Linked DNA regions of Homo sapiens: region 2 is linked to region 1. A link is a contact called in ENCODE Hi-C data. All regions are on one chromosome and are shown on one strand. The core of a region is the stretch at or near the end of the contact, and the rest is flanking DNA. Distances in the headings are between cores, read along the strand shown.

What was found. Hi-C counts contacts between places; a loop is a spot of excess contacts on that map. Pooled maps may share reads with other maps.
Region 2: a map with no recorded cell type shows a loop between it and region 1 (14-fold over the local background). The contact joins two enhancer-like sites. A Hi-C loop is called at or near these places in 3 of 37 single-sample maps with no recorded cell type and 3 of 50 pooled maps.

Annotation. Positions count from the first base shown.
Region 1 is chr7:22,445,335-22,449,089 of GRCh38, forward strand. The region is part of intron 4 of STEAP1B (STEAP family member 1B); the gene reads right to left. Among named protein-coding and RNA genes, the nearest start is that of STEAP1B, 53 kb to the right of the region's middle. RefSeq lists enhancers at 2,682-2,731, 2,742-2,811. Within about 2 kb of position 1,847, at least 2 of the 41 ENCODE cell types and tissues checked have a DNase peak (open chromatin) inside an H3K27ac peak, as active enhancers do.
Region 2 is chr7:25,966,507-25,970,261 of GRCh38, forward strand. The region is part of intron 6 of LOC105375199 (a long non-coding RNA gene); the gene reads right to left. Among named protein-coding and RNA genes, the nearest start is that of MIR148A, 18 kb to the left of the region's middle. RefSeq lists enhancers at 1,542-1,601, 2,052-2,491. Within about 2 kb of position 2,110, at least 5 of the 41 ENCODE cell types and tissues checked have a DNase peak (open chromatin) inside an H3K27ac peak, as active enhancers do.

The DNA.
Region 1 (3,755 bases), core at 597-3,096:
ACTTCAGATCAAGGGGACTGACATCTGCAACTCTTCAGGGAGGACAGCTGGGCCATGCCCCTTTGGGCCTCCCATCCTCCCCTCGTCTTGTCAGCCAGTCGTGCTGGGATCTGCCGGCAGCCTTGTGAGAACCGGGCAGGAACTGGCCAGCAAAGGCAGCTATAAATACTCCTCTTGGCAGCCAGCTTCACTTGGGAGCCCACAGCTGAGGGGCGGAGGCCAGCGGGAAGCACCTGCACCTCTTCAGGGTACATCCGAGCCTGGGCCTGGCTTCCCGCCCTCCACCTCTGAATGGGGATTTGGTCGACCTTTTCCGGCTTGGGGGAAGTCCCCGTGGTGATCCAGCTTCCCAGATGCAAGAGCAGCAGGGAGGGCACTGCTCTCCAAGCAGCCCAACCCCTTTAAACTCAAAGTCAGAGCTATATTCTCACAAGGGCTGATGAAACTGAATAGCTAAGGGTAAATGAGGAGGCAGGAGAGGCGAAGAGGAAGGGAAATAAGCTCTTTTATAGAATGCTTTTCTCCTCCTGATTTCACTTGTGTGGGGAAGCATGAAACAACCACTAATCAGTCTTTCCCCCTGATGAGTCGGAAACTTGACAACTGGAGAGTTTTTAAAAAAATGAATGAATAAATATTTCTTCTTTGGGCTTTATTTATGAAGCATGGGCTAAGAGATCCCTTGTGGGCATTTTAAATAACCAGAAGCAAGTCACAGCAGCAGCTAATGGTCAACTGTAAATGCAGTTCTGCTGTGCAGTTGTCGTTCAAAATGTGACAGTATTTAAAAGCTGGGCTGTATATGAGATGAAGGAGTTCAAAGACCCATTGGATGACAGTTCTCATGCTTCTGCAAGTGAAAGAATCATCTGGAACACTTGTTTATGAGGCAGATCCCCGGTCCCTACCCTCTGAGATCTGATCCTATAGATTTGGGCCAGGGCCAAGAACCTGCATTTGAGTCCCTAATTCCAACCTGGATACTCTGGGACAGGACTGCGCTTTGCAAGACAATGCCCTATGCCAGTGGTTCACAAAGTGAGGTCCCCAACCTGGAGCCACAGGAAATTTGTTAGAAATACAGATTCTTAGGCCAACCCCAGAAAGACAGAATCGGGAACTTTGGGGACAGGGCCCAAAAATCTGTTTTAACAAACCTCCAGGTGGTTCTGAAGCCTGCTATAGGTTGATAAACACTGCCCTAAGATTTCTTACAAGCAAGTTGTGCAAACCCTGGAATACTGGCAATTCCAATGCGTAGCCAAGATTTAGAACCACTCTGATGGACACTTCCATTGGAATATGAATGCTAATCTCACTTCTATAACCCTTATTTTTCTGAGCACTCACTTTTTTCAGCCAAGATTAGAGTTAATAAGGTGAAGGGGAAAGAATGTGGGTTTTGTTTCAGGTAAACGACTCAAGCCTGGTCCCAAGTTGAACCCTCCCTGAACCTCAGTATTTTCATCTGTGAAATGGAAGGAATGCTGCCCACCCCACAATGGTGCTGTGAAGAGTAATGAGACAGTATCTGGGAAAACACTTAGCCAGTGGCTGGCACATTGTAGAAACTTGATTTTTCTGTCTCTCTCTACAATATTTTTTAGTTTAATTGGGGTCTGGAATGAGATTCTTAATTTTTATAGGAATATAGCTTAAGGGTTTGCTCTCCAGAGAGCATCAAAAGACTCATTTTAAAATTCATCTCTTGTTTTAGGGTAAATGTCTGAAGAGCTCAGTGAGCACTCTTGATGTTAAAGATGACTGGTAGCCTTAGTATAGAAGCAGCTCTAATTTAGCATGGCCTGGTTCCACTTTGTAACCAGAGTCACTTTCTCTTCTGGGACATCACTGATGTCTCAGTAATGGGCAAAAACCTTATTATATTAGGCACTTTGCACAAGCATTTCACTTCCTTAATTGGTCACCATTGCTTATTAAATGCCAGGCCAACTTCCAATACAGTTTGGTGACAGAGGCCTGTCATCAACTGTTATAAAGAAATGACTTCTTGTGTGTGTACTGGTCAGCTTGTAATTCAGTTGGTTGGAAGATCAGTCAATATTGTATATTTATAAAAGAGTAGATTCAGTAACCACTTTGGCATGAAGCATGCTGCCTGTGTTTTATATTTTATATAATACATAGTAGTTCTATTGACTCTAAATAAATACTTGACAATGACTGTTTTAATAGATTCCAAAGATGGAATGTCCACAAACACATCATTTGTAGGGCAAAGCTGACACAAATCACATTTGTGGGAGTAAAGTGGGAACTCATCCCTGTGCAATGGTCAAATGCTCCACATATTTTTGTTAGGATGGAAGGGTGTTTAGTAAGGTCCTTCATGTAATCAAGACCTGTCCTGGTGTGCAGCCATAGAAGCCAATTTGTTTTACTTCTGGTACACTGACCAGCATCCCTTAGGACAGGAAGAGATGGATATACCCAAATTGCATTGCCACCTAGTACTTCGGCAAACACTTACTGAGGACCTGCCAGGTGCAAAGCACATTTACATGCATGACCTCATCTAAGGCTCACAAACAGTTATCACCATCTCCTTTTTACAGATGAGCAATTGAGATGCAAAGACATGAAGGCATTGGATAAACGTCATGCAACCCATATTGGTTTCATTTACCCTAGAAGGGATTTCTTGCTTTCAGTTGTATTTACCCTAGAAGGGATTTCTTGCTTTCAGTTGCTGGTTTGCTTATTCATTCATCTAGTCATTATTCATCTATGGTTTATCATAGCGAGGCAACATTGTTTACTCTCATATCTCCTAAAACAATTTTAGAAACCTACATATCCTCTTGAACCTTTTTCAGATGAGACTTCAAGTTTCCCTTCCCGTGTTAAAATAGTTGCAAAGATGTAATTATGGCACGTAGTCAATATTGACACTTTACAACAAAATGTTAATGAATGCATTTCTATATGGCCAAAGGAATATAGATACCAATTATATTTTTCCATTATCCAAAGGAATATAGATAGAAATGATATATTTATCATCTAAAATTTTAAAATACATGAATGATCTTTTAATAGAACTTTTTTCCTTGAACTCATATTTCCATTTCATTTCCCCAATATTACCTCATTTTTAAGGGACCTCACGCTTAAAAATATGTTATCATTCTATTATAATTCTGTGTAGTAATAATATTAGTCAAATTAATTTTTTTAATTTGCTATAATCTTAAGACTTTAGATGTTAAAATTTTTCTTCTGGATTGGCTTATCATTAAAATTATGAAGAAATTATTCAGAACAACATAAATATGACAACTTTAGACAATGCAGCATAAAATCAGGAGAGGTATACTTTTTTTTTGAACACAGAAAGCAAGATGGGAAAAAAGAATGTTTCTCATGATATCTCCCTGCAGGCATGTTCTGAGGCCAATCTTATTAGGAAAGAGTACATGTGGAAGTCTGGGATATGGAAATTAATTCTCTGAGATACACCCAATCTAGCATATCCCAGCTGGAAGGCTGCTTCCCTGGGAGCCAAAAGCACAGAAGGTCCTTGAGGGGCCATGGGACACACGAACAAGCAAGCAAGAGCAAGTTAGACATGCCAAGCATTGTATCTGGTAGGGACTAGGTAAGGTAAGAGACAAGTACCATTTGTAATTTTTTTAATTTTTTAAGTTTTTAATTTAGGGGTATATAGTAGGTGTATGTATTTATGGAGTACATGAGATGTTTTGATATAGGTATGCAACATGTGATAATCACAT
Region 2 (3,755 bases), core at 860-3,359, 3.5 Mb after region 1:
ATAATTTCTACCACTTCCAGAAAGAAGGAAGGAAGGAGGAAAGAAAGGAGGAAGGGAGGGAGGGAGAGAGGGGAGCAAGAAGGGAAGGAGGGAAGGAGGCAAGAGAGGGAGGAAGGGAGGAAGGAAGGAAAAAAGAAAGAAAGGGAAGGAAGGGGGAGTGAGGGAGAGAGGGAAGGAGGATAGGAAGGATGGAGGAAGGAGAGAAGAACAAAGGGAAGAGTGGGAGGGAGGGAAGAGAGGGAGGGAAGAAGGAAGGAACAGAAGGAAGAAGAAAGGGATGGAGGTAGGTTGAGAAGGAGGAAAGAAAGACAAGAAGTCTCTAAGATGACCTCCAATTATCAACACCTCCTGGTATTCATACCCTTGTGTAGTGTCTTCTTGAATATGGGCTGGCCTTATTATTAACTTCACTTGTAGCAAATAGAATACAGAAAAAGAGATCAGATGCCACTTCCAAGATTGGGCTATAAAAAGGCAGTGGTTTCTGTCTCGGGCTTTCTCTCCCCTTCTCCCTTTCTATAACCGCTTGCCTTGGTGGAAGCTAGCTGCCACATCACAAGGGTGTCCTGCAGAGAGGCCACATAGCAAGGGGCTGAGGACCACCAAGCAAGTGATCTTGGGGATGAAGCCCCCTCACAAGTCATGCTTTCAGATAAGACCAAAACCCTTACCAACAGCTTGACTGCATGAGACAACTTGAGCCAGAGGTGCCCAGCTAGGCTGTGCCCAGATTCCTTACTTACAGGACCTGTGAGCTCTTAAATGCTTATTGCCTAGGTTTTAGAGTAATTTGTTATGCAGCAATAAATAACTAATTGGAAGGAAGGAAGGAAAAAGGGAGGGAACAAGGGAAGAAGAGAGGGAAGGAAGGGAAGAAGGCAGGAATAACCATGTCTGCCATAATCTAGCCAGGGAACAGAAACCACTCTGAGTATTTTGGTTGCTCAGGAGACAACAAAGCTGAGCAGTTACTAGGAGACGGTGACATAACCCAGAGATGAGCAGGGACAGGAAGCTATACTGCCCCTAAAGTGGAGGATCAAAGGAGGAAGCAGTGTTACCAGAAGCCAGAAGAAGCCAGGTCACCCTGCAGAAGCTGGAACCACAGGGGCCTGATTGGTAGGAGCTGGAGCTGTAGATGCCATTCAAGACAGGGAAGGGCAAGGAGAAACATTGTGGCTTCTCTCTTCTTCTCACCATGCAGTTCCCATTGGTGCCTTCCATTGGCCAAACCCAGCCAGAAAGCAGCTGACACCGGATCCTAAGAAATAGCCCACAAGGGCCAGCCTCCTGCATTACACAGCACAGCTGGGAAGGAATGGCCTCACAGGCCAGGCCTGGCACACTAGCTAACTAGCTAAAGAGAAGGGAAAATATCTATTGCCAGTCCTCAGCAGATTCAGCCAGAAGGGACTGCTTATTAGCTCTGTGAACAAGGACCATTCACAATCTGCATGAAAACTCAAATTATGAGATGACAAAAATAACTACCAATCAACAGTACCCCTTGATAAACCACAAGGTAAATCATGACACTTGCCAAATGAGTCCTCCAGAGATGGGAGGGAACACGACGGCCTGGGACTGGCTGGGTTTGGGAACTGGAGAGAAGGAAGATCAGGTTGAAGTCAGGGCTCCTGGGTCCCAAGGGAAGAGGAGGTGACAGAACCCATGTCAGAGGGAGCAGAGCAAAGGAGTGAGGCTAGCCAGCGCGGGCGCCACGTGCGGAGACACACAGGTGTTCCACTGGGTCCAACACTAGGTCTTCACAGTCAAAAGAGAACTGAAACGTGAGGGTAAAGGGAGGGTAGCCGGTATGAGTGACTGGTGATCTAGGCAGGAAGCCAGGCTGCAGGGCATTTAATGAGTGGGTGCAATCACGTGGTAGAGTTTGACAGTGAATGGAAAGACAAAAACAAGCTTGCGGCATGGCAGGTTCCCGCCAAGGATCTGGTTTGAAAACAGAGGAAGAGAAGGTAGAAACTAACACCAAAGGCTAAGAACCTGCACAGTAAATTGCCTATCAGTCTTCCTCATAGCCTGCAAGCTACTTGAGGGAGGGATTTGCAGCACATGTGTCTCACTCAGTTTTCTGAGGGCCTTGGATAGTGTCTGGCCCATAGTAGGTGCTCAATGCATGGCTGTGAGATGAATGAGTGAGCCAAAGTGAAACCACAGAACGTCATGAGGGCAGGAGAACGAGGCAGAACCCACGGAAGATGCTCTCAAGTGATGTGGCGGCGTGGTGGCCTGCTGGAAAACCCCAGCGGCGGCCAGACCCGTGTGGGCAGCTGCAGTCAGAAAATGAGATGGTTCTTTCTGAGCAAATATGCAGTTATAAATAGCACAGGCTACGCAAATCGCCACAGCTGCATGGCAAAGGACTAGAGGGTGCGCTCAGCACAGAGGACGTTCCCGGCCACCAAATTCCTTCTGAACTATCCCCGCCATCAGCAGGGGCTGCTGCCCAGAGGGGAGACCCATGCCACGAGAGAGGTCAGCATTGCCTTACGTCTTTATAAGGCTGCTCCTAAGGGACTTGCCCTGAAGAGCCTTATGCTTCAAAGCCCACTCACCTGTAAAAGTGTCCCAACCACTGAGCTGGTTCCACAAAGGCATTAAGAAATTACCACTATGGGCTGGGCACGGTGGTTCATGCCTGTAATCCCAGCACTCTGGGAAGCCAAGGCGGATGGATCACCTGAGGTCAGGAGTTTGAGACCAGCCTGGCCAATATGGTGTAACCCCGTCTCTACTAAAAATACAAAAATTAGCTGGCCGTTGTGGCGCACACCTGTAATCCCAGCTACTCGGAGGCTGAGGCAGGAGAATTGGTTGGCCCCAGGAGGCAGAGGTTGCAGTGAGCCAAGATCACACCATTGCACTCCAGCCTGGGCGACAAGAGTAAAACTCAGTCTCAAAACAAAAACAAAAACAAAAACAAAACAAAACAAAACAAAAAAATACACTATGTCAAGTTATTAGGTAACCCATAACATCCTTTGTTTTAACATAGCCTTGCCAAGGGCCGGGCACAGTGGCTCACGCCTGTAATCCTAACACTTTGGGAGGCTGAGGCGGGCAGATCACTTGAGGTCAGGAGTTCGAGACCAGTCTGGCCAATATGGTGAGACCCTGTCTCTACTAAAAATAAAAAAATTAGCCAGGCGTGGTGGTGGGTGCGTGTAGTCCCATCTACTTGGGTAGCTGAGGAACGAGAATTGCTTGAACCTGGGAGGTGGAGGTTGCAGTGAGCTGAGTGAGATCATGCCACTGCACTCCAGACTCGAGATACAGTGAGACTCTGTCTCCAAAATATATATACATGTACTTCTCTAAATTAAATATTGAAATAAATTTTAAAATGCCCGGTTCATGTAGTTATAATAATAATACTAATAACAACAACTACTGCTACTACTACTACTAACATGTGTTGAACATGAACTAAGTTCCAGAAACCATGCTAAGCTACAAAACGGTGGACACACTCCCCTTGCACACCCTGTGGTAATTCAGTCCACACTCAGAAACTGCTGTTGGTTCAATGTTATTTATATTTATTTATTCTGCACCTTCTCCCAAAGACTTGAGGTGATCTGCAAGAATACATACATCAAAATAAGGTTTTTTTGTGTGTACAGGTCGAGTATCCCTAGTCTGAAAATCTGACATTTTTTGAATGCTGACACAATGCCACAAGTGGAAAATTCCACACCTAACCTCATGTGATGGGTCACAGTCAAAATGCAGTC